7 separate regions of the Homo sapiens genome follow, and all the other regions are linked to region 3. The links are chromatin loops, found by intact Hi-C in ENCODE. Cell type or tissue: endothelial cell of umbilical vein. All regions are shown on one strand.

Evidence for each region. A loop is a pair of places that touch in the nucleus more often than their neighbours do. Peaks named below come from ENCODE experiments on the same cell type or tissue, not always from the same donor. Only the 100,000 strongest peaks of a DNase experiment are listed, where the experiment ranks them.
Region 1: it touches region 3 in a loop (2.8-fold over the local background); 3 of 110 quality-filtered maps call a loop at or near these places.
Region 2: a loop joins it to region 3, with 8 times the contacts of the local background. A loop is called at or near these places in 69 of 110 quality-filtered maps.
Region 4: it touches region 3 in a loop (7-fold over the local background); 33 of 110 quality-filtered maps call a loop at or near these places.
Region 5: it touches region 3 in a loop (8-fold over the local background); 7 of 110 quality-filtered maps call a loop at or near these places.
Region 6: a loop joins it to region 3, with 10 times the contacts of the local background. A loop is called at or near these places in 16 of 110 quality-filtered maps.
Region 7: a loop joins it to region 3, with 9 times the contacts of the local background. A loop is called at or near these places in 40 of 110 quality-filtered maps.

What each region holds. Positions count from the first base shown.
Region 1 is chr12:51,742,371-51,746,370 of GRCh38, reverse strand. It overlaps SCN8A (sodium voltage-gated channel alpha subunit 8), which reads right to left. Exons shown (of 27, transcript NM_001330260.2): 13 at 336-468. Among named protein-coding and RNA genes, the nearest start is that of TMDD1, 71 kb to the left of the region's middle. In endothelial cell of umbilical vein, no CTCF peak of the experiment used is centred here; a DNase peak (open chromatin) is centred at 1,920; H3K27ac peaks cover 1,915 bases.
Region 2 is chr12:51,419,792-51,423,791 of GRCh38, reverse strand. It overlaps SLC4A8-AS1 (SLC4A8 antisense RNA 1), which reads left to right. Exons shown (of 3, transcript XR_001749147.2): 3 at 1,615-1,893. It also overlaps a transcript of SLC4A8 not described here. Among named protein-coding and RNA genes, the nearest start is that of SLC4A8, 3.0 kb to the left of the region's middle. RefSeq lists an enhancer at 3,540-4,000. In endothelial cell of umbilical vein, a CTCF peak has its summit at 2,343 (motif pointing left); a DNase peak (open chromatin) is centred at 2,321.
Region 3 is chr12:51,811,989-51,815,988 of GRCh38, reverse strand. It overlaps SCN8A (sodium voltage-gated channel alpha subunit 8), which reads right to left. Exons shown (of 27, transcript NM_001330260.2): 27 at 3,125-4,000. TMDD1 (transmembrane and death domain 1) reads left to right here and starts at 1,064. Exons shown (of 1, transcript NM_001386737.1): 1 at 1,064-2,068. The coding sequence starts at 1,096. The coding sequence ends at 2,049. RefSeq lists an enhancer at 865-1,364 and a silencer at 1,473-1,552. In endothelial cell of umbilical vein, a CTCF peak has its summit at 1,535; DNase peaks (open chromatin) are centred at 1,278 and 1,508; H3K4me3 peaks cover 1,306 bases; H3K27ac peaks cover 1,213 bases.
Region 4 is chr12:51,872,939-51,876,938 of GRCh38, reverse strand. No RefSeq gene overlaps it. Among named protein-coding and RNA genes, the nearest start is that of ANKRD33, 13 kb to the left of the region's middle. In endothelial cell of umbilical vein, a CTCF peak has its summit at 1,500 (motif pointing right); a DNase peak (open chromatin) is centred at 1,508.
Region 5 is chr12:51,676,189-51,680,188 of GRCh38, reverse strand. All of the region lies in intron 2 of SCN8A (sodium voltage-gated channel alpha subunit 8), which reads right to left. Among named protein-coding and RNA genes, the nearest start is that of SCN8A, 87 kb to the right of the region's middle. In endothelial cell of umbilical vein, a CTCF peak has its summit at 1,892; a DNase peak (open chromatin) is centred at 1,898.
Region 6 is chr12:51,588,468-51,592,467 of GRCh38, reverse strand. SCN8A (sodium voltage-gated channel alpha subunit 8) reads right to left here and starts at 1,235. Exons shown (of 27, transcript NM_001330260.2): 1 at 1,109-1,235. RefSeq lists a silencer at 1,483-1,732. In endothelial cell of umbilical vein, a CTCF peak has its summit at 1,613 (motif pointing right); a DNase peak (open chromatin) is centred at 1,597; H3K4me3 peaks cover 1,586 bases; H3K27me3 peaks cover 1,084 bases.
Region 7 is chr12:51,529,738-51,533,737 of GRCh38, reverse strand. No RefSeq gene overlaps it. Among named protein-coding and RNA genes, the nearest start is that of SCN8A, 59 kb to the left of the region's middle. RefSeq lists an enhancer at 1,477-1,536. In endothelial cell of umbilical vein, a CTCF peak has its summit at 1,647 (motif pointing right); a DNase peak (open chromatin) is centred at 1,647; H3K27me3 peaks cover 204 bases.

The DNA of each region.
Region 1 (4,000 bases), 70 kb after region 3:
CTACATTCCTTTATGCCTTACAGCACCCCACTGACTCCTCATGATGACAATGACAGGGGTCTTGAGCTCCTCTAGGTCACTCATGCAGGTCCTTTCCTATCTCTTACGTACCTGTGTACAATGCTGGCAGCATATCTGAAGCCCATATATTTGATTCTCTGCATGTAAATTTAGGAAGAGAATTTGTGATTCTAGTTTCTATATAGGAATACGTTCCATTCCTAAAGCTCAGAGACAGTCTTTGCAAAACTCAGACCAAGGGACAGGGATTATATTTACCATGCACATTACATATTTATATCTCAGCGGTTGGACTGACATTATAGGGCACATACCTTCTACTAGTGTATTTGTAACAACACTCATTATACTGTTGATTCTGTCCTTCCGCCCGTAGGAGGCTAATTGGTCCATGGAAACTAAAAGAGATCCAGGGCCTTTCTTCTTAATTTCCACCTCAGTTGTAGCCTTTAAAAAAAAAAAAAGAAAAGCAAATAGAGTGAGTTAAGTCTATAAAGGTAAATCTGGGCCTTACTTGATACACAGTCCAGTGTGTGATCTTCATTACAGTCTTTAACTTTGATCCTACAGTCCTATTCACTTCAAGAAGTAGAATGAAATGAATTGGCTATGGTTCATCCTTATTTCTGTGGGTGATAAGATGAAGTCATTTAAGTCTGTGTGAATCTACAATGACCCCAAGAATCTGGCTGGGACCCAAACATCTCACCTGGTTCATTCCAAGCATAGAGTAGAAAGACCAGATCCTCCTGGGGTACTGTCATCCGAAGTAGACCCTGAGTTTTCTGGTCCTAATCTCAAATCCACAATATTTGGCTAGAATTGGTCCACATGACGAAGTAAGTCAAATTTACTTCTATTTGAAATTTCATTAAAGTCAAGTCCCTGATCACACTAAGTATTATAGATGCTGTTTCTTCCTTGAGTAGGAGCACCATTATTCTAATAAACTGCCTCTTCCAAATACCAAATCTGGGCCTAACTGAATATTAGCAAGTTGAAGATCTGCTCCAGATCTCCTACAAGCCATTGTAAGAAAGTACAGAAAGGTTTTGCTATCTTAATTAAATATATTGTATCCTATGTTTATCTTGCCCTTTCACAGTTTTATGAGTTAACCTGCAATGTTCAAATTCCCAATAAAAAATGGCAGAAAGTATAATCAGATTGTTATAAAAAATATGATTACATGCTCCACCCTGGACAATAACTGGTATGGTAGATTACAGCAAAGGGTTTCTTCATGTCCCTGACTTACGTTCTTGTGACTATTCCACATCAGTTCAGGCTTAATGGGGTGGCTTAAAACTAATCCAGCTCTTTAGTAACCATGTTGTTCACTGTACCATATCACCCATGTAGACTTGGCTCTACCTTCTAAGATGGTGAAGGTAAGAGGACAGAGACAATCAGCAGCCCTCAGAGGACAGGGGAGATTGTATGAGGCTGGAGAAGCATATGTCTGATCAGTAAGAGAATGATCCTAGCTGTTTTAAAAAGAAAATAATTACCTCTGGAGAGCTACATCAAAAAGCCCATCTGTTCTAAACATCTTCAGATTTTAAGGACTGAACAGAAGAAAGTTCCTAGCAGATTACGATTTATCTTATCAAAGTGTTTCATTAGCCTGTAGTCCCAGCTACTCAGGTGGTGGAGGCGGCAGGATTACATGAGCCCAGGAGTTAGAGACCATCCTGGGCAACATAGAGACCTCATCTCAAAAAAAAAAAAAAAAAGTGTTTCATCAGACCGTTTCACTGATTCAGATTTGGATCAGTGACCTTGGGGTCTTGTTTGTTTTGTTTGTTTGGCAAAGCTACAGAAGAAATACAGGAAAAAAAAAACCGATTTCCCTGGGAATTCCTTGCTGCATTACTACACTAACATCTGTGTATGTAAGAATGACTTGTGGTGGTGGCCACAGGAAGAGGCTTCCTGCCTGTGGAAAAAGGAGAGAAGAGCAGGAAGGACTTTGTATTGTGGTTTGAGTGCCAGCATAGCTGCAGAATAGAACATCAGGCAAATCTCTAAGGTTTTTTGTTTTTGCTTTTTGAGAGTCTGCTCTGTCGCTCGGGCTGGAATGCAGTGGCATGATCTCGGCTTACCGCAACCTCTGCCTCTGAGGTTCAAGCAATTTTCCCACCTCAGCCTCCTGAATAGCTGGGATTACAGGCATACACAAGCACACCCGGCTAATTTTTGTATTTTTTAGTAAAGACAAGGTTTCGCCATGTTATCCAGGCTGGTCTGGAACTCCTGGCCTCAAGTGATCCTCCCACCTCAGCCTTCCAAAACGCTGGGATTACAGATGTGAGCCACCATGCCCAGCTAAAATTTAATTTTATTTAAACAAATACTTATTGTTTGCTAAGTGGTGTGGATACAGTGGCGAACAACACATACAACATGGTCCCTGTCCTCTTGATGGGTTTCACCATGTTGGCCAGGCTGGTATCAAACTCCTGGCCTCAGGTGATCCACCCACCTTGGACTCCCAAAGTGCTAAGAAATCTCTAAGGCTTTTTGCTCCAATCCCTGGCTTCCGGACAACATGTCTGTACCCACCTGGGACCTGGGGGAACTTGCTGCCCTGAAGGGGAGGATACAAACCTGGCTGGCTTCACCACCTGCTGACTATAGAGCCCTAGGGCCCTGAGTGAACACAGGTGGCAGCCATGTAGTGGTTACAGCGGGCCTTGGGCGAGACCCTGTGCTGTGCTGGCTTCAAGTCTGACCCAGCAGTCTCAGCAGTAATGGCCAGAGGGGTGCTTACATCAACACACTCCAGTTCAAGGTGGCTCAGCACAGAAAAAGAGACTCCATTTGTTTGGGAGAAAGTGAGGAAAAAGAACAAATCTTTGTCTCGTAATCCAGAGAATTCTTCCAGATCTTTATTATCCAAGACCACCAAGGTGGTATTTCTATGAATCTGCAAAAACCACAGCATTATTGGACTCGGGGCTCAAATTCCTTCGAATACCTAGAAAGCCTTCTGAAGAAGGACAGGCACAAACAAGCCCAGATTGCGAAGACTATAAAAAATACCTAGCTTGTCAATGCCCAAACACCAACAAACATCTACAAGCATCAAGATCATGCAGGAAAACATGGCCTCACCAAAAGAACTAAATAAGGTACCAGGGACCAATCCTGGAGAAACAGAGATATGTGACCTTTCAGACAGGGAATTCAAAAGAACTATATTGATGAAACTCAAGGAAATTCAAGATAACACAGAGAAGGAATTCAGCATTCTATCAGATAAATTTAACAAAGAGACTGAAATAATTATAAACAATCAAGCAGAAACTCTACAGTTGGAAAATGCAACTGAATACTAAACAATGCATTAGAGTCTCTTAATAAGAGAATTGATCAGACAGAAGAAAGAATTAATGAGCTTGAAGACAGGCTATTTGAAAATACTCAGAGGAGACAAAAGAAAAAAGAACAACAACAACAACAAAACGAAGCACACCTGCAAGATCTAGCAAATAGCCTCAAAAGGGAAAATCTTAGAGTTATTGGCCTTAAAAAGGACGTAGAGAAAGAGATACGGATAGAAAGTTTATTCAAAGGAATAATAACAGAAAACTTGCCAAACCTAGAGAAAGATATCAACATTCAAGTACAAGAAGATTATAGAACACCAAGCAGATTTAACCAAAAGAAGACTACCTCAAGGCATCTAATAACAAAACTCCCAAAGGTCAAGGATAAAGAAAGGATCCTAAAAGCAGCAAGAGAAAAGAAAAAAAAAAACATACAATGGAGCTCCAATAAATCTAGCAGCTGGCCTTTCAGTGAAAAACCTTACAGGCTAGGAGAAAGTGGTAATGATATATTTAAAGTGCTGAGGGAAAGAAACTTTTACCCTAGAACACTATATCCGGCAAAAATATCCTTCAAGCATGAAGGAGAAATAAAGACCTTCCCAGACAAGCAAAAGCTGAGAGATTTCATCAACACCAGACCTGTC
Region 2 (4,000 bases), 390 kb after region 3:
AAGGTGCTGGGATTACAGGCGTGAGCCATGGCACCCGGCCGTGGGGCCTTTTGTTTTATATGCACTATCATACCAGACTTCAGGTAGGTCCAAATTGGGGTCAGGGGAAGAATTGTTGCAAATAATTCTCAGCCCCTAAAGAAGCTACAGTTGGGGAAGGTAGTCTGATACATGTTAAAACTTTCCACCCCTGCTTACCATCCTTTGTGTTGGTCCTGAAATTGGAAACAAGGTTGGGCTTCAGTATCCCTGAAGCAGAATTGTATTTCTGATGTCCTGTATAAGCCTCCTGTCTAGTCTCTGCGTTTTAGTGTTCATTGCCACACACTCCATCAATCTCTTTACTAATCCTGTCATCTTGAATCTGGAATTCACATCCTACCCTCATCCCCATTTTTGTCCATCAAAATCTTAACCATCCTTCAAAGTTAATCTCAAAAGCCACCCTCTTCCAAGAAGCCTTTCTTTATTCTACTGTCCCTGATACCCCTAACAGATGTCATCTCACCCTCCCCAGAATTCTCAAGGCACTTCATACCTTTCTTATAGCAGTTGTCATGCTGTGGTTATTTAAGTACTTTATATGTTGACTTTAGCTTACTAAAATATTATAAGTTCTTTGAAAGCAATGATTATTTTTCTTATGCCCTTCTGTATACTCAACAGAGCCTCAACCAATCCCAGGCACATAGAAAGTACTTAGTAAATATGAATGCTTTTAATTCAATCTAATAAAAAATGTATTGAACACCTACTAATGAACAGGCCCAAGTAACACTGTAGAGGCAGAGAAATCTAAAATATATATCTCCAAGGGAGCTTAACAGGCTTATCAGGGAAACAGGGTATATGTTAATGAGTAATATTATATAAACCATGAAGATTGCAAAAATTCAGAAGAGAAAATGATCTTCAGGAAGGTTTCACAGAGGACATGGATTCGAGCTAAGTCTGAAAACATGGGTAAGATTTAGCTGACCCAAGGTAAGAAGAGCAAGCATCTCAAGTCTTAGGCAAAGACTTAAGAATAATAATGCACATGGCCCATTCAGGGTAGCCACAATTTGGGCCAAAGCAGAAAGTTATTGAGAAGAGCAGTGGGAGGTAATAGTTGTGATAGAGAAAGGCTGTGGGCTGGGCATGGTGGCTCACACTTGTAATCCCAGCACTTTGGGAGGCCAAGACAGATGGATCCCTTGAACCCAACAGTTCAAGACCAACTTGGGCCAACATGTAGAAATTCCATCTCTATTTTTAAAATACAAAAAAATTAGCCAGGCATGGTGGCATGCACCTGCAGTCCCAGCCCCTCAGGAAGCTGAAGTGGGAGGATCACCTGAGCCCAGGAGAGGCTTCAGTATACCACTCCACTCCAGCCGAGGTGACAGAGTGAGACCCTGTCTCAAAAAAATAAAAAATAAATAAAATAAAAGGCTGTGATCAAATTGTGGAGATCTGGCTAATTCATTCAGACTTTATTTTTCTTAAATGATAAAAAGCAGGACGCTGAAGGCTTTAGGGAAAACTTCCACACACCAGAACCTGGGTTTAGTGGTATAAATGCATTGTGTCATTTAATAGTCATAATGTCTCTACTCTTTTTCTATTTCACAGGTAAAAAACTGAGGCTCAGTGAAGTTAAGCAACTTACTCAAGGTCAGGCAGTCATGAAGCTGGGATTCCATCATTCATCTATTAATTCAAAACACTTTTGCTGAGAACCTATGTATCGTGCCCTATGTTAGGTGTTGGGAAAACAGCAATTAAGACAGTGTCCTTGGCCTCATAAGCCTTACAATCAAGTGGGAGAAAGTAAACAAGTCATCAAACAAGATAACCGCTAGTTATAATCACTACTGTTAAGTAAATAAAGAGTTATGTGATCAAGAGTAACTGGCATGGGATAGGGAGAGCTTCTCTGAGGAGGTGGGGAAAGATTCACCTGAGGAGACGAGTCAAGAACAAGCTCTCTGATTCTAGAGTTCTTGACCACTATGTTGTATTGGCCTATAAAAATTGTACCATCTCCAAAATCTGCCCTTAGGGGAGAATGGATTAGAGGGGGAAACCTGAGGCAGGGCGTCAGAAAGACTGACTCTAGCAACGTGGTAATTCAGGAGCCGAGGATGGTGGCCAAAGGAAAGATGTGCCCACATCCCCCACTCCCCTGGAAGGCAAGTCCCAGCCATGGCAGAAGTGGAGTAGGTAGGGTAGGGAAAGGAATTGAGAAGTAGTGGTGATTCCTGGGAGGACTGGTGGATCTGACTTCTCTCCAGTACAAATGTGGAAAAAGTCAGAGCCTCTGGCCCTTGACTCCAGGGTCAAGAGCCCCATCTTCTGGCCTATTGTGCAAATTACAAAAGGAAGTAGGCCACAGAGGCAGCAGCTAAGGCTGCTGCTATCTGGGGCACTGCAGAAGACAGGCTCTATCCTCCCAGGGATGATTTGGTCTCTCCTTCCCAGAAAAAGCTGGTTCACTTGGCTCTAAGCACGAGGCTCCTAACATCTACTGCTCCTTACCCTGGTTGGAAAAGCTCAAACACATGGCTCTCAGCCTGGCTGGAAGACAAGTCCTAGTGGAGCTGGGGGTATTCAGCCAAGGACATCACCTCACACTGATTATTTTTCTAAAGAAATCAGAAAAAAACAGCAGAACAGAATTCAGAGCCTTCTTGAATCTTCAGTCAGCCCAGAAAGAGGCATAAAGTGGACAAGAAAATGGAAAATACATGTGTAGAGGCAGAGACAACACATGCACACACACACACACACATCATACCAATAGGGAGGCAGAGAGGCATGCTACATGGATAGCCTCACTTCATCCTTGCAACAACTCTGAGGTAGGCACTATCATCCCATTGTATAGATTAGAAAACTGAGGCTTGGAGAGGTAACTTCCCCAGGGCACACAGCCAGCACAGTTAATAGATGGAGACACTAGACTGTGAGCTCAGATGAAATGATTCCACAGTGCATGAGCTTCACCACCCTACTGTCTCCCATGGGGATGCCTGGGAATTTCATCCTTCTCTAACTTTCATAGGCTCCACTCTTTCTTTGTGGCTTCCTGACGTGGCCATCCTTCCAGATTTTGTTTTAGACCTATTCTTTCTCTTCTATAATACCAGTGGTTCTTAAACTTTGGGGAAAGCGGTGGGTCTTGAACTCCCTGGAGACATTATAAAATCTGTGGATTCTCTTTTTCAGATAAGTAAACAAAGCCCAAAATTTTGCATATAATTGTAAGGATGTGTTCATAGACTTCTCAAGGAAGCATGAGGCACCTTACGTATATGATCCTTAAATATCCTGAAAGACATTGAGATTCTTCTATTCAGAGACAGACACAAATATAAGAAACGCAAAAAGTCTGAGAAAATGTTCTTAAATAATTTGCAACCAGTTTTTTCATCAAAAGCATCTTAACTCCTCCATCAGTTTACTCTGTCTCTTGTTCTATGTGAACTGTCCAAAGAGCCACCAGGGCCGGGGTCTTAGGCTTTACTTGCAATTAAATAGGTCCCAATTTCCAGCTGTGTCTTATACCTGATTTTTATTTCTCCACTTTCCTCTTACTTACACATCTAAACCCAAGATGTGGTTGGAGGAAAAGACGTCGGGATCTGAGGAAAGACTTAATTAGGGCTTGTTCGTGCTGTCGTCTGGGAGCATTTCCTGTGGAAGGGAGGGGCGAGAGGGGGAGTGAGAGAGATTCTTTGTCAAGCTGAAAAGGTTATGCAGGTGCATGATTTGCTTTCAGCCCTTGCCAAGTCACAGCATATTGAAAGAGACTACAGAATACAATTTTCATTGTTCACAGCATGCTGCCAGCATGGAACACTACACATCCCAGGGAAGAGTCTGAGGCGCCACAAAAGCTGAGAGCCAAGCTCCTGGCTGTGAAAATCGCTCCCCACTATTCGTCATCATCAACATCATCCACAGAACTTCGTTACACCACACTCAGTTACACTTTGCTCCAAACTGAGAGAGGCTC
Region 3 (4,000 bases):
TGGGCAGCAGCAGGAGACCCTGTCTCTTAAAAAAACAAAAAATTCACACATTGACTCAACAAATCTTTACTGAACACTTATTATGCTCTAGTTGCCATGGGGACAATGTATGGACCTTGCAGTCTAGTTGGCGGAGACAGTAAAAAGGCCGAGCTGCAGTGTGCTGTGGGGCAGATAGGAGGAGTCCCTAATGGGGACACCACTAAGGGGTGTGACTCGGAGTCAGGGAGGGCTTCCCAAAGGCGCCTGACAGCAGGAGGAGTGCAGGCCGCGATCAGAAGGAGAGCCAGAGCCAAGCTTCCTTGGGGGAAATGGAATAAGTGCAGGTAGGCAGGGCCCCAGTGTTGGGGGGCAAGGATGGGGGCTGGAGGACCAGCAAGAGAGGAGGAGGGTCTGGACTTGCACTGGAGTGGGAGAATGGGATGATGGATTCATTTAATAAATACTAAACTTTAGTATTTGGTAGACAAGAGGAGAATTTAGGAATTGAGGCCAGGCATGGTGGCTCATTCCTGTCATCACAGCACTTTGGGAGGTGGTGGCAGAGGCGGAGGCTGGAGCTGGAGACCAGCCTGCGCAACACAGCAAGACCCCTATCTGCACAAAAGAAAATAAAAAAAGAGAATGTAGGAATTGATTGAATATCGAAGTTAATGGAGAGCAAGGGGTCTAGGGCTTTTCGTAAAGGGGAACGGTTGGGGAGTACATGAATTAGAAGAGATGTTGGTAACTTGTTCAGTTTGAGGTATTAGTGGCTATTAGGAGGCCTAGGGCAGGAGCTACAATGTAAAAGCCCAGAATCCTAGCCTCCTGGGGGGCTGAGAACCCCCTTCCTGGGTGTTGCAAGCCCTCTTACCCCAGTTCCTGAGTTTCGTGAGACCCTCCAACAAGTGCCATGTCGGAGTCCCCGTCTCCGTCGCTGGGTGTTGGCAGCCCCCTTGTCCCCAGTCCCCTCCTCCACTAGGCTTCCCGACTGTTCGGAGCCTCCTCCCTCCCACAATCCGCGGGCGTTCGGAACCCCTCCCCCATCACCGGCGCGGAGCCCGTCCACGTCCCCGTCCCCGCACAGTCCTCGGTCCCTGGTTCCCGCCAGGGATGGCGGCGCGGACTCTGGCGAGCGCCTTGGTCCTCACGCTCTGGGTTTGGGCGCTGGCTCCGGCGGGGGCCGTGGACGCTATGGGCCCTCACGCAGCCGTCCGTCTGGCCGAGCTGCTGACCCCGGAGGAGTGCGGCCATTTCCGGTCGCTCCTGGAGGCGCCCGAGCCCGACGTGGAGGCCGAGTTGTCCCGGCTTTCTGAAGACCGGCTGGCGCGGCCTGAGCCGCTCAACACCACGTCGGGGTCTCCGAGCCGGCGGCGGCGGCGAGAGGCGGCCGAGGACCCGGCGGGCAGGGTAGCCGGGCCTGGAGAGGTGTCCGACGGCTGCCGGGAGGCGCTGGCGGCCTGGCTGGCCCCCCAGGCCGCGTCCCTGTCCTGGGACCGCCTGGCTCGGGCCCTGCGGCGCAGCGGCCGCCCGGACGTGGCCAGGGAGCTGGGCAAGAACCTCCACCAGCAGGCGACGCTGCAGCTGCGCAAGTTCGGGCAGCGCTTCCTGCCGCGGCCCGGCGCCGCCGCCCGCGTGCCCTTTGCCCCGGCCCCGCGCCCCCGGCGCGCCGCGGTCCCCGCGCCGGACTGGGACGCCCTGCAGCTGATCGTGGAGCGCCTGCCGCAGCCCCTGTACGAGCGGAGCCCCATGGGTTGGGCGGGGCCGCTGGCGCTCGGCCTCCTCACCGGCTTCGTGGGGGCGCTGGGCACCGGGGCGCTGGTCGTCCTGCTCACGCTATGGATCACTGGCGGCGACGGCGACCGGGCGTCGCCCGGCAGCCCCGGCCCGCTCGCCACAGTGCAGGGCTGGTGGGAAACAAAGCTGCTCCTTCCTAAAGAGCGGCGCGCGCCCCCGGGGGCCTGGGCTGCAGATGGGCCAGATTCTCCCTCACCTCACAGTGCCCTTGCCCTCAGCTGTAAAATGGGAGCACAGTCTTGGGGCAGTGGTGCTTTGGACGGTTTATAAACGTTAAGAAATACCGAAAGAGCAGAGAGTTTGTTAATCCGTTGGAAAGGAGCAGCAAAGCCCGTGGGACTGCCGGTGGAAGAGGGGCTCAGGTACCAGGCTCCCAGGGTGGCAGGTGCACCGCCCAATTCTTGTCAGCTTAGCTTTTTTTTTTTTTTTTAAGAAGGAGCCTCGCTCTGTTGCCCAGGCTGGAGGGCAGTGGTGCGATCTCTGCTCACTGCAACCTCTGCCTCCGGGGTTCAAGGATTCAAGCGATTCTCCTGCCTCAGCCTCCCGAGTAGCTGGGACTACAGGTGTGCGCAGCCACGCCCCGCTAATTTTTGTGTTTTTAGTAGAGACGGGGTTTCGCCTTGTTGGCCAAGTTGGTCTCCAACTCCTGGGCTCAAGTGATCCGCCTGCCTGGGCCTCCCAGAGTGCTGGGATTACAGGCGTGAGCCACTGCGCCAGGCAGATTCCTTCTTATCTTGCAATTATTCTTCCACGAAGAGTTACCACTTATTGCGCACTGTGTGCCAGGCCTCATGCTAACTAGTTACATACATTATTTGATGTACTCTTCAAAACTCAAGGAGGAAGGTATTGTCTCCATCACACATGCGGAAACTCGGCCACAGCTAGTTAGTGGCATAGTCACGTTCTCGAACCTACGGCCGTCTGACCTGAAAGTTTGAGCTCCAGAAGGAAAGGTGTGTGCGCAATAAGGGGCTTGAAAAACGTGATGGGGACCAGAACAAGATGTGCAGCTCCCCCTCGGGGCTACTCTGGGGCTCTGCTGGAGTGTGCAGAGGCAGCACCACTAGAGAGGGGTGTGCCCACGTGCAGGGCGCCGCCTCCAAGGTGCTGCCCCCCGCCAGGCAAGGCCTCCTGACATGCTGAGTGGAGTCCCAAACCTTTCCCACACACCTGGGAGTGGCTAGGGCACTGCCTGCCCAGCTAAGGGGCTGAGCCGCGGTGAGCCCTTACGCAGACTTCTGTCCCCGCCACGGGACAGAGTGGGGTCCTGCGAGGTGGTGGTGCCTGTCCACCTTGGGCTTCAGTGTGAGGGCAATGACAGAATGACAGGCCAGTCCAAGAGGAGAGTTGAAAACAAGATTGACGTAACCCTTTATTGCAAATTCTAAAGTAAAAAGATGTACAGTACAAAGTAAAATTGAAATTTCATACTATAAACTTCCAATCCACTTACACATTCTCATTTCTCAAGCATTTCTGCCATTTCCGCATAAACAGAACAGGGAACAAGTCGAGGAGGTGAGGGAAGGAGATACAGCAAGGGGAAAAAATTGTCTTGAATAATCACAAACCCCAGAAGCAAGTGAAAGGAAAGACATTTTCTCGACCTGCTGTCCTGGTGATGAGAAGCGGGGGTGGTTGGAGCAGTGCAGTTTAAAATGGCTCTCAGAATAGCAGCATTTATGGTACCATTTCAGCTTCCTTAAGTCCAATAATACTTTGCCCTTCCCTAGCGCCTTTGCCTCTGTATCTCAAAACGCTTTACAAAACATTTAGTTAAAGCCTCACAACACCCCTGTGAGGTAGGTCAGTATTATTATCCCCATTTTACAGATGGGGAAACTGAGGCACAGAGAGGTTAAGTGACTTGCCCAAGGCCACACAGCGAGCCAGCGGTCAAGCTAGGGACAGAACACAGTTCTGTCCCTTTTCTGGAACCACTGGACCACACTCCCCTTTACCTATATACATTCTTCACACACACACACACACACCACATGTGCACACCCACCCACCCCACCCCACTTAGCCTCTATGTACAGCAAACAGCAGTGGGGGGCAGGGGCAGGGGGTGCCTCAGGAGTTTTAATGGAGGAAATCTTGGTAATCTTGGAAAGGGAATCCAAGAAAGCACAGAGCTGAACAATGGAAACTCTGTTGCAAAACTTGGGCCCCTCCCAACCCAGACTTCCTCTTCTCTCCTGATGTCCCCCTGGCT
Region 4 (4,000 bases), 61 kb before region 3:
CTGGGATTACAGGCATGAGCCACCGTGTCCGGCCAGAATGGTCATTCTTAACATTGGCGGCACAATGTAATCACTTAAGGACTTTTTAGAAATAGTGATGCCTGGAACCCACTCTGGAGATTCTGAGACTATTGGTCTGGGGCACAACCTGGGCAACAGGATTTTAAAAATCTCTTCATGTGATTCTAATGTACAGCCCAGATGGGGAACCTCTAGACAAAATGATGCTCTTTAAAACATGGTTAACTTAAAGAGGAGGAATAAGAGAAGGGTGAAGAAAAAGGTTTTTTGTTTGTTTGTTTGTTTGTTTTGAGATGGAGTCTCGCTCTGTTGCCCAGGCTGGAGTGCAGTGGCGCGATCTCCACTCACTGCAAGCTCCGCCTCCCGGGTTCACGCAATTCTCCTGCCTCAGCCTCCCGAGTAGCTGGGACTACAGGTGCCTGCCACCACGCCCGTCTAATTTTTTGTATTTTTAGTAGAGATGGGGTTTCACCATGTTAGCCAGGATGGTCTCGATCTCCTGACCTCGTGATCCGCCCGCCTCGGCCTACCAAAGTGTTGGGATTACAGGCGTGAGCCACTGCGCCCAGCGGGTTTGTTTTTCAAACTTGTATAATGTTTGAATCTTCCACCTAGATAATTACTACTTGGTAATGATAGAAAAAAATATATAAAAGAATCAGAAATATTTCCCTGTCTGTTTCCTTCTTTTCCTCTGCACACAGAGTTCGTCATCCCTTGGTGGTAGCTCTAATTCATTCATTCAATCACTATTAATTGAAAACTACTCTGAGTCAGGCACACAGTTCAGTGCTTGTGTTTTTCACACTAGTTATCATTAATCTCATTCTTGGCCAGGTGCCGTGGCTCACACCTATAATCCCAGGACTTTGGTTATCTCTGTGTCTCCCGCATCTAGTACCTTGTCGGCCATTCAGTAAATGTGAGTTCCCCTCCAGATTCTCCTCTGGCCTGAAGATCACCCCCAGCATCATGCAGGAGTGATGGTCAGGGACAAGAAGTCTTATTTTTGTTTGTTTGTTTGTTTTGAGAGGGAGTCTCACTCTGTTGCCCAGGCTAGAATACAGTGGCCCGATCTTGGTTCACTGCAACCTCCACCTCCCGGGTTCAAGTGATTCTCCTGCCTCAGTCTCCTGAGTAGCTGGGACTACAGGCGTGCAAATATGCCCAGCTAATTTTTGTATTTTTAGTAGAGACGGGGTTTCACCATGCTGGCCAGGCTGGTCTTGAACTCCTGACCTCGTGATCCGCCTGCCTCGGGCTCCCAAAGTGCTGGTATTACAAGGGTGAGCCACCGTGCCTGGCCTAGGGACAGAGTCTTTTTAACCTGTGCAGAGAGACCATAAGAACACGTAGGTAGGTGAATGGGGATTTCACATTTTGCTTTTCAAATCCTCTTTTCCCCAAGCCCAGAGAAGCTACTTCTAGCACCAATCACCCCAGCCTCAGCAAGGGTCTTGTTACTGCGAGGCCACTGTCAGCCAGCAGGTGGCAGGTCTGGGCAGGAATTGGAAGAGCATCCCCACCCCACAGGGCTTGAGGCTATAGCTGAGGGTTCTAGGGTCAGGTGCAGTGTCTGGGTCTTGGCAGGGCAGATGCACAGGAGGGTTGTGGGGTTCCGTTTCTGGCTCAAAGGAAAGGGAGTTATTTCTGTAGTTATTTCTGTATATCAGCTTTAGCCAACCTGGATGGGTACCCCAAGTGTGAGGATTTTTTTTTTTCAGGAGTCTTGCTCCGTTGCCCAGGCTGCAGTGCAGTGGCGCGATCTCGGCTCACTGCAACCTCTGCCTCCCAGGTTCAAGCAATTTTCCTGCCTCAGCCACCTGAGTACCCGGGATTACAGATGTGAGCCACCACACCCGGCTTACTTTTGTATTTTTTTTTTCTTTTTTTTGAGACAGAGTTTCATTCTTGTAGCCCAGGCTGGAGTGCAGTGACGCCATCTTGGCTCACGGCAACCTCTGCCTCCAAGGTTCAAGCGATTCTTTTCTGTCTCAGCCTCCCGAGCAGCTGGGACTATAGGCATGTGCCACCAAACCTGGCTAATTTTTGTATTTTTAGTAGAGACGCGGTTTTACCATGTTGGCTAGGCTGGTCTTGAACTCCTGACCTCGGGTGATCCGCCCATCTCAGCCTCCCAAAGTGCTGTGATTACAGGTGTGAGCCACAGCACATGGCCAAGTGTGAGGATTCTTCTACCTTCTACCTGCATTGATGCCCTGTCTTGAAGTGCCCTGTCCAGGCCTCCCTCCTCAAGAGGACTCAATAGGGATCCCTTCCCAGCCCCTGCCAAGTTCCCCAGGCCTGGTCTTGACCCTCTCTGTGTATGCCTTTGTTGATAGAAATGATTGTGGTAGTGGGGCATGGAGTTGTTGGTTAATGTGTAAAATAATGGATAGCTCCTGGATGACACAGGTACACTTCAGCCAGGGCCTTCTGCAGTCTCAGGCTGGTGGTCTTAAGGATTAAAAGCAAAGGCCCTTTATGGATTAACCTCCTTTGGACCTCTCAGCCGCTGGGGTCTGACAGGAGTTCACAAGGATGTTCCTTTGCCTGCCGCTCCTATTTCTCAATCACTCTCTTCAGTGTCTTCTGCTGGTACTCCTCTTTCTGTCTGCCTGTCATCCCCTTTTCTTCAGCTTGATCTTTCTCATCTCGCCATCTGGCTCTTTCCATCTCTCTCTCCCTCTGATGCTCTCTCTTAAGCCCTGATAACATACACTGCTTGCTCCCTAACTTGCTCTCTGACTGCCGTGCGTAATCTCCAGCCATCTAATCCTTTGGGCTGGATTTTTGCCCAGAGTCTTGACTTGCGGAATTCAATCAGAAGAGAAGGTGGTGGGGCGGGGGGCGGGGGGGCGGTGCAGGGGCAAATCTACAGAGAAGGAACTCAGGAAACTTTTGAGTCTGGTTTGGGAACAAAATACTGTGTCATCTCATCCCTTTCTTTTCTTCTGGGATCTTTTTCCAGCAGAAGCCCCTCTCCTCCCAGCCTCCAGGCTTGGTGGCAGTTACAGCTGGAGCCGGCAGTCAGTGGGGAAATGGCCCAGCCCAGCTGAAGGACTAGGTAGATGCAGGATGGGACCCAGCAGAGCAGGGCAGAGAATGGAGGAGGTGGCCTCTGACCCCAGCTCTGGCCCTTTCTAGGGGTCCTGTGTGACCTGCCATAGGTCATGCCCCCTACTCCCGAATCATGATCTGCATCACAAAGCCCACAGCTTGTAACTCAGAGCCAGCCAGGAAGGTCTGGGATTGATTTAGGGTCCACTCTGACCAGCTCACCCTCACTGGACTATGACCCCTTGGGTGGGGGTGAGGACAAGGGTCATGGGTGAAGTTCAGGCAGGGGTGTCCTGACCACCACTACAGCATACCTGTTGCAAATCCTTCTGCACTCCTAGTGGACTGGAGGGGAGGCCTGGGCACATGAGTTCAAGGTTCTCGCTAAATAACCCATTCCCTCTGGCACAGCTCAGGGCCACGGTGAGGGAGCCACGGTCATTGCCTAGTGGGCGTTCAGGGACAGCATTCTCAGGAATCAGGCTCAAGGTGTCTTACACAGCAGAGAGAGCTTCATTGCCCACCAAAAGGGCAGTCAGTTAAGTCCTACGTAAGCCCTTCCACCCATCACCACCAACCGCAGTTACACTGAGCTGCTCAGAGCCAGTGTACATTTTTGTTTACAAAAATTTTTACATTTATGTTTAGCCTGATATATTTCATGTTGTCAGTTTCCATTCATCCACCATTCCCTTCTGGAGATATCACTGAAGAATATTCTCTACTCTGAGTATTTCACTTTTTTGACCGTCATCCACAGTAAATACATTTACTTCTGGACCCAGGACACATGAATGCACATGTAACTACAAGCAGCGTTTCCTGAAACTGTAAAGCACTGTTATGTTTTCTACTCTATTCTGTTTTGTTGTAAGGAAAAAAAAAGTTTTTAAAATGATTCCGTCAACAACTAGTGGGC
Region 5 (4,000 bases), 140 kb after region 3:
CAGTTTTTCTGTTAACAAAAATAAACATCTAGCACACTAAACTCCTGAAATGAAGGTAAATCTCCCATACTTTAGTAGGAAATTGTATTACAATAAAACATGTTTTATTATTGAAATAATTAGATTTACAGATAATTTGCATGCAGTTTTTCACAATGGATCTTTTTTGAAAAGCAAGATAGTCCACCTATAAGTCCAGCACTTTGGGAGGTCGAGGTGAGTGGATCACGAGGTCAGCGGTTCAAGACCAGCCTGACCAATATGGTAAAACCCCATCTCTACTAAAAATACAAAAATTAGCCCGACATGGTGGCATGTGCCTGTAGTCCCAGCTACTCTGGAGGCTGAGGCAGGAGAATCGCTTGAACCCAGGAGGCAAAGCTTGCAGTGAGCCAAGATTGCACCACTGCACTCCAGCCTGGGCAACAGAGCGAGACTCCGTCTCAAAAAAAAAAAAAAAAAAAAAAGGCAAGATAGTCTTTGGACAAACACAAGTACTCAAAGCTTAGGAATTTCCCTTTTAATACTGGGGCTTGCAGTAGTTACACGAGAAAGAGATAAGTAATATACCCGGCACCAGCAAGCTTTTTCTGAAAGGGCGCAGGCAGTCAATACTGCAGGCTTTGTAGGCCATACAGTGTCTGTTAAAACAACTTACCCCTGTAACTGTGGTGTAAAAGTAGCCATAGACAACATGCAACCCAAGAAGAGTGGCTGTGTTTCAGTAAAACTTTATGGACACAGAAATTTAAATTTCGTATCATTTTCACACATCCAACCATTTAAGAATGTAAACTACTCTTAGCTTGTGGGCCATACAAAAACAGATGGCAAAACTGATCTGCCCCAGGGGATACACTAATATTAGTTCCTGACTAAGTCCAGACTGACTGCATAAGAATCATCTGACTAGCTTTCTATTTTGTCTTATCTTTTATTTTTATTTTTTGTAGAGACAGGGTCTTGCTATGTTGTCCAGGCTGGTCTCGAACTCCTGGCCTCATGCAATCCTCCTGCCTTGACCTCCCAAAGTGCTGGGATTATGATTATAGCTGTGAGCCACTGCACCTGGGGTGAGTAGCTTTATTTTTTTTTATTTTTTTATTTTTTTTGGAGACGGAGCCTCGCTCTGCTGCCTAGGCTGGAGTGCAGCGGTGTGATCTCGGCTCACTGCAACCTCCACCTCCTGGGTTCATGCCATTCTCCTGCCTCAGCCTCCCGAGTAGCTGGGACTACAGGCGCCCGCCACCATGCCCAGCTAATTTTTGTATTTTTAGTAGAGACGGGGTTTCACCGTGTTAGCCAGGATGGTCTCGATCTCCTGACCTCGTGATCCACCTGCCTCAGCCTCCCAAAGTGCTGGGATTACAGGCGTGAGCCACCATGCCCAGCCTAGGCTGAGTAGCTTTTTAAAAAACACAGTCATAAATCCCTTCTCCAGGTGTTCTATTAAATAAGTGTGCAGAATCCAGGAATCTGTGCTCACCAGATTTGGGGAACCACTAGATCATCTCTCAGGTCATGTGCTAAAACATTTGTGTTCTCCTTCTTCCCTGCCTCTGCCTAACTGTATGGCCTGGCTGGGCCACTGCATGTCTCTAGATCTCATTTTCTTCGTCTATAAAATAAGAGAGAGGGCTGCCTGATGGGCATACTCAGGTCCTTTCCAGCACTGATATCTGTAATTCTACGATTTAGAAAATTCACAGAGCATCCAGGATTAAGTGCAACAAAGCAGCAAACCATAAATTTGAGGAGAAAGCCTATTATTATTTATTCTCTCACATTTTATCCTTGTAGAACTCTCTTGAGTTAGTTATTCTGCTTCCTTATGTTGAAGTCTGTCAAGTCCAGGGTCAACAGTGCTTGATAGTACCATACTTATGTCAGCAGGGGGGAGCATAGAGCAGCCCCAAGGCAGAACTGCGTCACACAATGCTTTTCCCTGCACTATCTCCCCTACTTTTATCCCCTGTTCTCAGGAGAACAGTGAATATGGGAGAATGGAAAGGAATGACTGGTGATGGGTTGACTTTGAGAGAGATATATGTATATATGTTTCATATGGCTGATTAAACGTTTGTAATCATCGTTAAACTTCTGGTGGGAATCCAGAAAAGGACATTTGTCCTCTCTCGTTCAACACTACGCTCTAACGCCAGATCCTTCAAAGCCTAGATATAGTGGAAAGGACAGCAAGCTTTGGGTTTTTACAATACTTCTTAAACAACAATCACTTGGTGCCCATGAAGTCCAATAATATTTTACCTAATCTGTCTCAAATTAGATCTTTGTGAAGTAAATGAGTTAAAAGGGAAATTGAAATTGGATTGCGGTTACTGCCCAAGGGGAAATATCAGTTTACAACAACAGCCACTGAATGTGTTTCAGCACAAGGTCCATTAAGAGCGGCAGAACAGTTCTTAACGAGTTATGGCATGGAGTATTAATAAATGTGTCATGTGGCATAAAATGAGCCTTCTGAAAAGCACAGGCTTTTCATTTCTAATTAGCAATGTGGGGCTTGGAGCACACAATGTAGAAGCATTGCCATTGTTAACTCAGGGTAAGATATCTTCTCTTTGGGGCCCACTATTAGGGGAAGGAACACCGTGCAAGGCCAGGTAGAGCACGTCCATATGCATACCAAACAAATCCTAGCATACTGCAAATGCAAAACAATGAACACACACAGTCATCACAGGACTGCAGTACAGCTAGTTTATTAGCATGTCTCCACCCCATCCCAAGACTGAAATAATTTTTTTAGCCACACAAAAAGTGTAAATTAAAAAAAAACAGGATGGGCTCACATCTGTAATCCTGTAATCCCAGCACTCTTGGAGGCCAAGAAGGGAAGATCGCTTGAGCCCAGGAGTTCGAGATCAGCCTGGGCAACATGGCAAAACTCCATCTCTACAAAAAAAATAAAAAAAATTTGCTGGGAATGGTGGCATGTGCCTGTAGACCCAGCTTACTTAGGAAGCTGAGGTGGGAAGATCGTTTGAGCCTAGGAGGTTGAAACTGCAGTGAGCTCTGCTCTCCAGCCTGGGAAACAGAGCAGGACCCTGTCTTGGTAAAATAAAATAAAATAAAATAAAATAAAATAAAATAAAATAAAATAAAATAAAACAAAACAATAAAGGATGCATATATATGAAAAGACTTTATATAGAAGAGTACTCAATGCAGGGGTGGAGAATATCATAGAAGAGAAAGCTTCTTCGAGAAATATTTATTATCCATTCCCTGGTTTGCTGTGAAACACATGGCCCAGGAGAGCAGCTCTTCACTCAACCAATTCTCCCCATCCTGAGAGGTCAACATCTCAACTAGGGCAAAGGTAATCTGCAGGCATCTGATGAGCTTCTGGCTATAATGAACACCTAGGGGCTCAGAGGTTTAGCTAATCAACAAGAGGGCAGCTGGGAACCTTTGAGTCTATCTGACTATAACTATTACTGGCAATGACTTATGACTGTCCCTAGATCTTAACTGTTTTGATTTCTAGAACTAACTGGTCCTCTCATTTTTAGCCAACTTCTCTGGCCTTAAATTCTTGCCTGCCTAAACAAAATATATGTACTTTATTCCCCCAGGCCTATGCACCTCTTTCTGAACTAGGCAACTGGCCAGTTGTTCATTAATCAACAGCAATTTGGCATTCATTTCTGAGTATGCATACAGCCAATATAGCAAGCAACAAATAAGTGTCTTTTCAAAATTTCCCTGGTTTAATAACGGAAAATATAATGCAGAATCTAAACAGATTCTATATCAGGCTAGGAAGCTGTTCAGAAACAAATGACCTGTTATGTAAAAATGACTATGCCATGTTGAAAAGAATCCTGATTTATGCTAATCTGCCTAGTGAATTCCTCAAGTAAAATTACAATATAGGTTATATTATATAGCCCCAGTGTGTCCCAGGAAAGTCTCCAGCAAAGGCATAACTGGAATGCATTTCCAGAGTACCCGTGTCCTGGTACTATCCAGCTCC
Region 6 (4,000 bases), 220 kb after region 3:
GTGAGGAAGAGGGCATAGGGTGGAGTAGTCGGATGGAATGCATGGTTTGAAGAATCCTATTTATCGGGCTGAAAAATGGTTCCCATTCCATCCCAACTCGAAGCTGGGGCCCCTGAAAGGGTCTGACAGTCCTGGCTAACCCCTGGAAAGTTAGCCAAGTCTCCACCGGTGGTTGTTGCTGGCAATGGAGGGGATGGAGCTGAGCTCTCAGGAGAAACTGCAGAGGCTTTGCGGTGCCCCAAGGTACCAAGTGAGAACTAGAGAGGAGGGTCCAAGCCCACGGAGCTGGGCAAACAGTCCTGTACCCCAACGCTAACAAGAAGCCAAGGGTGCTGCTGCTGATGGTAAGGTGGGGGAGGGAGAGGAGAGGAACAAGCTCTGCATCGGGTGGCGTGGGGGTGGGGGGTGGGGGTGGGGGTGGGATGGGGGAAGGGGATATTCTCAAAGTGATGTGCTTCCAAATGCAGGAATCCTCGCCTGCCGAGGAAGGTCCCGGGAGCCCCCATCACAACTCCAGAGCACCCTGTTGGGAGGGGGACGAACGCATCCGAGTAAAGGACAGAGGGAGTCGGGAGTGCTGGCTGCGGGAAGAACCCAGGAGCCCTTGGCTTCTGCAGTTTTTAGCAGTGTGAAGCCGGCTGAGGGAGAAGGATGCAGTAAGACATGGGGGAGGGGGAGGGCTGAGGGGCTGCTGTAGGAAGATCCCGACAGCGCTGCCCTTCCCAGTGCAAGCCGGCTAGGGGCCCCAACTCTGCCCGGCACTGAGGGAGGGATGGAGGGCTGCACCGCGGAAGGGGCACCAAGGACGGGCCGTGTCCCTCACTGTAGCCGAGACGGAGAAAGCAGGGTGTCCGGGGTGGGGACTGGTGGTCCTCAGTTCTCTTAAGAGACCCCCGGTACACACAGTAGAAGGAAGCAAGAGTTCCAAACACCTGTCCAAAACAAGGAGAGCAGAGCCCCAGCTCCACGGCCCCTGGAGCCCCGCCGCGCACTCTGCGGCAAAGCCCCTGACTGGAGATGGGCGAGCCCCGCTCAAGGGTCCCGAGGCGAGAAGGGAAACCCGGAGGGCAGGAAGCAGCGCTAGGGCGGGGGCTCTGGGGCGACTTACGGCAGCGGCGGCGGCGAGGGAGGCAGCGGCGGCCCTAACGCGGGGCCCGGGAGGCGCGGCCGGACTGCAAAGGCGCCGAGGATGCGGCGGGCGGGACTGCGGTGGGCGCCATCTTGGAGCGCTCCCCGCGCCCGCCCCCCGCACCGCCCGAGTCCTTGCATAATTGATGACTCGCGCCCGCCGCGCGCCACCGCGCGCGCGCCCCTACTGCCGGGCCCCCCGCCCGCCCCGCCCCCGCGCCTACCCCTCCGCGCGCGCCCCCTGCCCGGGCCGGCCCCGGCCCGCAAGCGCCGCTGCCACCGCCCCCGCCCCCTCCCTGCGCTTCGCGCCCGCCCGCCCGCGCCCCCGCGGCCCACCTACCCCTGCAGGGCGCGCCCGCTCGCCCGCTCGCCTGCAGCGCGCCGCCCGCCCGCAGGCTCTCAGACTCGCGTCTCCGCGCCGCCGGGAGCGGATCAGGGGCAAGAGGGAACAGGGCGCCGGCAGGGGGCGCCGCGCGGGAGCGCCAGCGAGCGTCCCCGGGCCCGCCTCCACTACGCCCCCGCCGAGCCGCCGGGAGGGGCCGCGGGCTGAGGACCGGGACCCGCCGCGAGACGCTGGCTGGCTGCTCGCCAGCGCCGGGCGGCGAGACCCGAAAGCTGTCGTGGTGACCCGCGTGCTCTGTGGCCCGCGTCAGTGCCAAGTCTTACCTTTCTCCTGCCCCCCAACAGTGCCGCGCTCAGTGAAGTTTCTGACATCCAAAAGCGCAGGGAACTCAATTTACAGGATCTTGGGCCCACTGAAAAAACGAGAAGTCAATCAGCGGCAGGTGGAGGCTCGTGTTTCAGCCCACAGGGACCTGCTGCCAGGAGCGGGGAGGCGCTGCCTCCCTGACAGCCCCCAGGCCACCTCAGTCTTTCCGATCCTCAGTCTGTCCATCTGTAAAGTAGGCATGAGCATTTCGACCGCTCACTCCACCCTCGCGAGGATCTAGGTAATGAGTGCCAGAGCTCTTGGCACTTTACTGTGTCTCTCCTCTACTTAATATTTTCCTACCACCAATCACAAGAGGGAAAAAGGGTGTAACAACCTCTCCAAACCTCAGTGTTCTCGTCTGTAAAAGGAAACAGTCACAGTAGCAACCTTATAAACTTCTTGTTTGTACTAACGGGGAGCATGCACTTCACACATTGCTAACACAGCCAGGCACATGGTATGCTTATCACATAATGTGCCCTCTACAATACATTTAAAATTAGCTTTACTGGGGTATATTTGCGTGTGTTTAGATTGTACAATTTTGAGTTATGTGTGCACTCATGAAACCATCACCACCAAGGTAATGAACACACCCATCACCTCCAAAAATTTCTCCGTGTGCTTCTTTGTAATCACTCCCTGCATCGCTCGCCCCCACACACCCTCTCCAGGCAACCACTGATCTTCTTTCTATTACTGTACATTGGTTTGCATTTTCCGGAATTTTAAATAAATGGAATCATACAGTACAAACTCTCTTTTTTGTATGGCTTCTTCCACTCGGCATAATCGTTTTGAGATTATTCAGTCGTTGCCTATCAAGAGTTCTTTTTTACTGCTTAGTAGTATTCTTTATGGGGATACACCACAATGTGTTTATCCAGTCACCTGTTGATGACATTTAGGTTATTTCCAATGTTTGTCCGTTACGAACAAAGCTGTTATGAGCTTTCGTGTGCAGGTCTTTGTATGGATATATATGCTTTCGTTTCTCGTGGGTATAAATATCTAGGAATGGAATAACTGAGTCCTGTCTTAGGTGTATATTTAACATATTAAGAAAGGGCCAAACTGCCTTCCAAAGTGGTTGTGCCTTTCCATTCCTACTAGCAGCACATGAATTTCAGTTGTTCTACATCCTCACCAACATTTGGAGTGATCAGTCTTTTTAATTTTAGCCATTTGAATAGATGTGTAGTTTTATCTCGCTGTGGGTCTGTCGTCCATTTCACTAGTGACTAAAGATGTTGAACATCTTTTCATGGACTTGTCATCTGTAAATCCTCCTGGCGAAGTGTCTCTTCAAGTCTTTAGCCTATTTAAAAATTGGTGGGGTTTTTTCTTGTTAATTGAGTTTTACGAGTTGTTTATATATCCTGGCTGGGCTCAGTGACGCATGCCTGGTGTCCCAGCTACTCTGGACACTGAGCAGGAATAATTGCTTAAACCTAGGATTTCAAGTCCAGCATGGACAACACAGGAGACTCTGATTCTAAAATTTTTTTAAAAAAATTAAAGAGTTGTTTATATATTGTGGATACAAATCTTCTGTCAGACATGTGATTGGCAAATATTGTTTCCCAGTTTAGGCTTATCTTTTTATTCTTTTTACTCTCTTAACAGTGTTTTTCCAAAAGCAGAGGTTCTTCAGCCAGTTGTCCTGGTGCACACTTGTAGTCCCAGCTACTCGGGAGGCTCGGGCAAGAGGATCTCCTGAGGCCAGAAGTTGGAGGCTATAATGTGTTATAATTGGGCCTGTGAATAGCTGCTGCACTCAAGCCTGGCCAACATAGCCAGAACCTGTCTCTTAAAAAAAAAAAAATTAGACCTTCTTAATTTTTATGAAGTTCAGTTTATTATTTTTTCTTCTATGAATCATGCTTTTAATGTCATGTCTAATAAGTTTTTGCCCAACACAAGGCCCCAAATATTTTATCCTATGTTTCCTTCTGGAAATTTTATAGTTCTAGAGTTTACATTTAGGTTTATAATCCATTTTGAATTGATTTTTGTATGTGGTATGAAATGTAGTTTGAAGTTCTTTTGTTGTTTTGTTGCATAGATATATAGTTGTCCCCATACTATTTGTTGAAAACACTATCCTGTCTCCACTGACTACCCTTGCACCTTTGCAAAAAATCGTTTACTCAAGTATGT
Region 7 (4,000 bases), 280 kb after region 3:
CTTTATAGTTAGCTATTCTAAGCATTTAATCACCAACTAATTTGCCCATGCAGGTGGACAAGAAGGTAAATTCAAATTGTGTTGAAGAAAAGAAAGCAGTTTGTCTCTGGGTGCTTTGTCTGCTTATGAAAGGTGAGGACTCTGATATCATCTAGGGTGAAACTGTTGTGAAGCAGATGGAGGAAATTGATCTTTGATATTAAAGGCCATTTTAAGAACTTTGTAAGCCCCAGAGACTCCTAGTTTTATTATAGCAAATATATTAAAACACACTCATATCCTATGTTAAATATAATTTGCCCTATAATTTTTTTTTTTTTTTTTGAGATAGGGTCTTGCTCTGTCACCCAGGCTGGAGTGCAGTGGCACCAACACGGCTCACTGCAGCCTCTACCTCCTGGGCTCAAGCGATCCTCCCACCTCAGCCTCCTGAGTAGATGGGACTACAGCTACTCAGGAGGCTGAGTAGAGAAGGTCCCACCATGTTGCCCAGGCTGGTCTTGAATTCCTGAGCTCAAGTGACCCACTACGCCCTGGCCTCCCAAAAGTGTGCTGGGATTATCCACCGTGCCTGACCCTGCCCTGTAAGTTTGAAAGGAATTTTATAATTTTGCTTTGGAAATTATTTGGCGATGAGTAATATTTAATTTATTATTGGCTACGATTACTCAGGAGTCACCATCTCTACCCAGGAATTCTTAAGAAGTGAAAAAAATCTAACCCACAAAATTCTTTTCAAATGGAATAAATATTTATAAATACTAAATTTAACAATTAATGAAATTGACAATGTTATGTTTTACTGATGTCTAATTAAGCATTTATAAATTTTGTTTTACTGGGCTTTTTTTTTTTTTTTTTGGCATTTGGACCCAGTAACTTCTTTTTGGGTCCACAAGATAAAATGGCACTATTGATATGTGTCCCCCACCTGTTCTTCTGGAATCTCTACCCCAGGGTAAATGGGACTTTATTACCCTCCTGCCTCCCTCCAACCCCCCAGCCCCTCCCCAGCTTTATCCAGTCAACTCTCTTCAGAAGTTCCTCATGCTCAACTTTTTCCTCTTTTTTTCTTTACCCTTCTTCCTTTTCTCATCTTTCTTTGGCACCCAAAACATTTCTGATAACACCTCGGCTCTCCGCACTCTGAGCTCTATTAATTTGCTAATGTCCTAAATGTTTAATGACTCACAGTCCAGGCAACTTGGTTATGTCTTTTCATAGTTACATTTTAATTGGGCCTTTTTAGAGATACAACACTTGAATTCAAAAGGCTCTCTTTAATGATGTGAATTTAGGGCTTAGTTGTGGGAGATATTTCTAGGGAGGTGCAAAATCCTTTGGGAGTAAATTCCAGCAACAAAAAAAATCCTCTTCCCCTGGGAGCTCACAGATGAGCTGAGGAGGTAACATGTAATGCATAACCAGGACATAAGGTAGACGGCACCATTAGGGACGCGTAGAGGAAGGGCGTGGGGGCTTACAGCAGAGAGCTTGCTTTCAGCTGCGGGAATCAGAGGAGGTTACCTGGAGGAAGCGACATTTGAGTTGGACCCTAAAGGATGGGTGGGGTTTGGAGCCCTGGTGCTTCTGGCTCACTCCTTCCCTTCTAACCAGCTGCCGTTCATGAGTTCCTCCAGCAGAGGGCAGGCATAGCAAAGACGGGAAGGAGAGTCCGATTCTTCAGCCCAGTCTTGAGTGGGGCTTTGCATGCCCAGAACTGTCTAGACGGCTTTCTGGGTTTACTAAGAAGGGGCGGTAACTGAAACCTGGTGCCACCTGCCCTGGTGCCACCTCTCCATGGACACTAAGGTGCCCTTTCTAGAGCAGTCAGGCCGGGCAGGTTTGGGCAGTCCAGCCTGGGGAAGGGGAGAGGACTGCCTTTCTGGGTTGCCATGGGAGTTTATTCCCCACTCTCCCTAAGGAACTGGGAGCCGAGGTATGGGTTGCTTTGGTGCTTAAAGTATTTCTCTGTCTATGGTCAGATGAGACAATAATTCATGCTCAAGTGGTTTACTAAGGAAATATTCCCAAGAAAATATTATAAGGAAGTGGGGACAGTAGAATAGGGAAAGAGTAAATGCCAGGCAAGTGTCTGATTTGGGGTGAAGTCCCAGCCTCAGCCTGATGCCTGAGGGAGCTCCAGGGGCGTGCCTTGCAGCACAGAGTTTGCCCTCCCTCAGGGCAAAGGAACAGGGCTTTGTACTGCTGCACCCATCAATGGCTGACCACGGCTGCCCCAGGGGGACGTCAACTGGCAGCCCCTTCCAGTTCTTGGTGCATCTGGGTGACTTAGCCCCAGGAGCCCGTGCTTTATCGTCTGAAGACAGGTGTTGATAGGAGCCATCGACAGTGAACATACACAGCTGGAAAGGGGATCTGAGGACAGCTGGGTGCGGCTCCGACCGCCTTTGCTACTCTCTCCAAGGCCCCTTCTATTTATCCAGTCTCCCCATGACCAAAGACTTTGTCTTGCAGACAGAACTACCACTGGGGAAACCCAGGAAGATTCCAAGCCCTCTTGTCTTTTCAGAAGAGATCATTTCTGGTCTCTCAGCACCTCTGGTCTTGCTCTGGGGAACCTGTATTTTTATTGCAGGAGTCCTCACCTCTGTCCCCTAATCCCTTCTACCCCAGCTCCTCAAAATGCATCCCTTCAGAGTTCTCCACCCTCAGCTAATTGTCAGTTCGGGCATTGACGTTCCCCATGGATGCATTAATGGCAGAGAGATGCTCTGACAGGCACTGTGTTTTACCCAGCTCTCCCTTCTGTTACCACTCAAGTGGGAGCTCTCCGAGAGCAAGGGCTGTTTCTCATTCCTTGCCCAGGCCTGCCTGATGGAGTGGGTCTCTAAGTGCAGTTCCTGGACCTCCAGCATCAGGCTCACGGCAAGTGCGTTTTATAATCTTAACTTCCCCGCCAGCCCCCATCCCACCGCACACACACAAAAGGGGTCTGGAAATCAGCCTCTTTCACAAACTTCCTAAGTAATTCTGGTGCTCATTAAAGAATGAGAGCCATGGCCCAAGCACTCAAGGGGCAAATGAGTCCTCCAGAGAACTTTCAGGAACCCCCATGGCACACTTTCACCTTTGTCAAGCCACATCTCACCTTCTCAAGGAGCCCCACCCCCGTCCCAGTGCTCCTGATCCCCTGTACCTATTCTACTTCTTCCTACCATAGCATTATCACCTTTTTCATTATGTGTATCGCTTAGTCTCTCACCTTCCCCCATTAGAACATGAGCTCCATGAGGGCAGGGATCTTTGTCTGGCTGACTGCTATGTCCCAGTGCCTGGAATGCAGTATCCACACATGGTTGGTGTTCAAAAACACGTGTTGCATGAATGAATGAAGTAATTGTGTGGAGAGGCATCAGAGTAACTGAAGACAAAGATCATTACAAATTATCCACTTCTAAACTTCTTTGATAACAGACATTGCATTATCTGTGCCCTGAGACCCCCCTCAGATTCAATGACTTACTGGCAGGACTCACAGGACTCCGAAAAGCTGATATACTCACAGTTATGGTTCATTACAGGGAAAGGATACAGATGAACATCAGCAAAGGGACAAAGTAGGTGGCGATGTCCAGGAGAAATCAGGCAATCAGGCTCAACCTTCTAGGTGTCCTCTCCCAGTGGGCCTGACGGGAATGCAGTTAATTCCCCCAAAAACTATGCATGACAACACGTGCAAAATATTACCAACCAGGGATGAGCCTTGTTGTCCAGGGGTTTTATGTGGTGGCAGTACCCACATGACTTATTTTAGCCACTCAGTCTCTAGTTCCCCACGCTACTGAGAGGTCAAACTGTTGGTGCACAGCCCAGGCAGGGCCTTAGGCATACAAAACCAGACATTCACCATAAATCACTTTATTAGCACAAACTGGTCAGACTGATAGTGTGGCCTAAGGCCTGGGGCATAGAAAAAAAGTCAACCAGGCAGGATCTTCCAAGGGCTCAAAGGTCACCTCCCAGGAGCCAGTCAAGG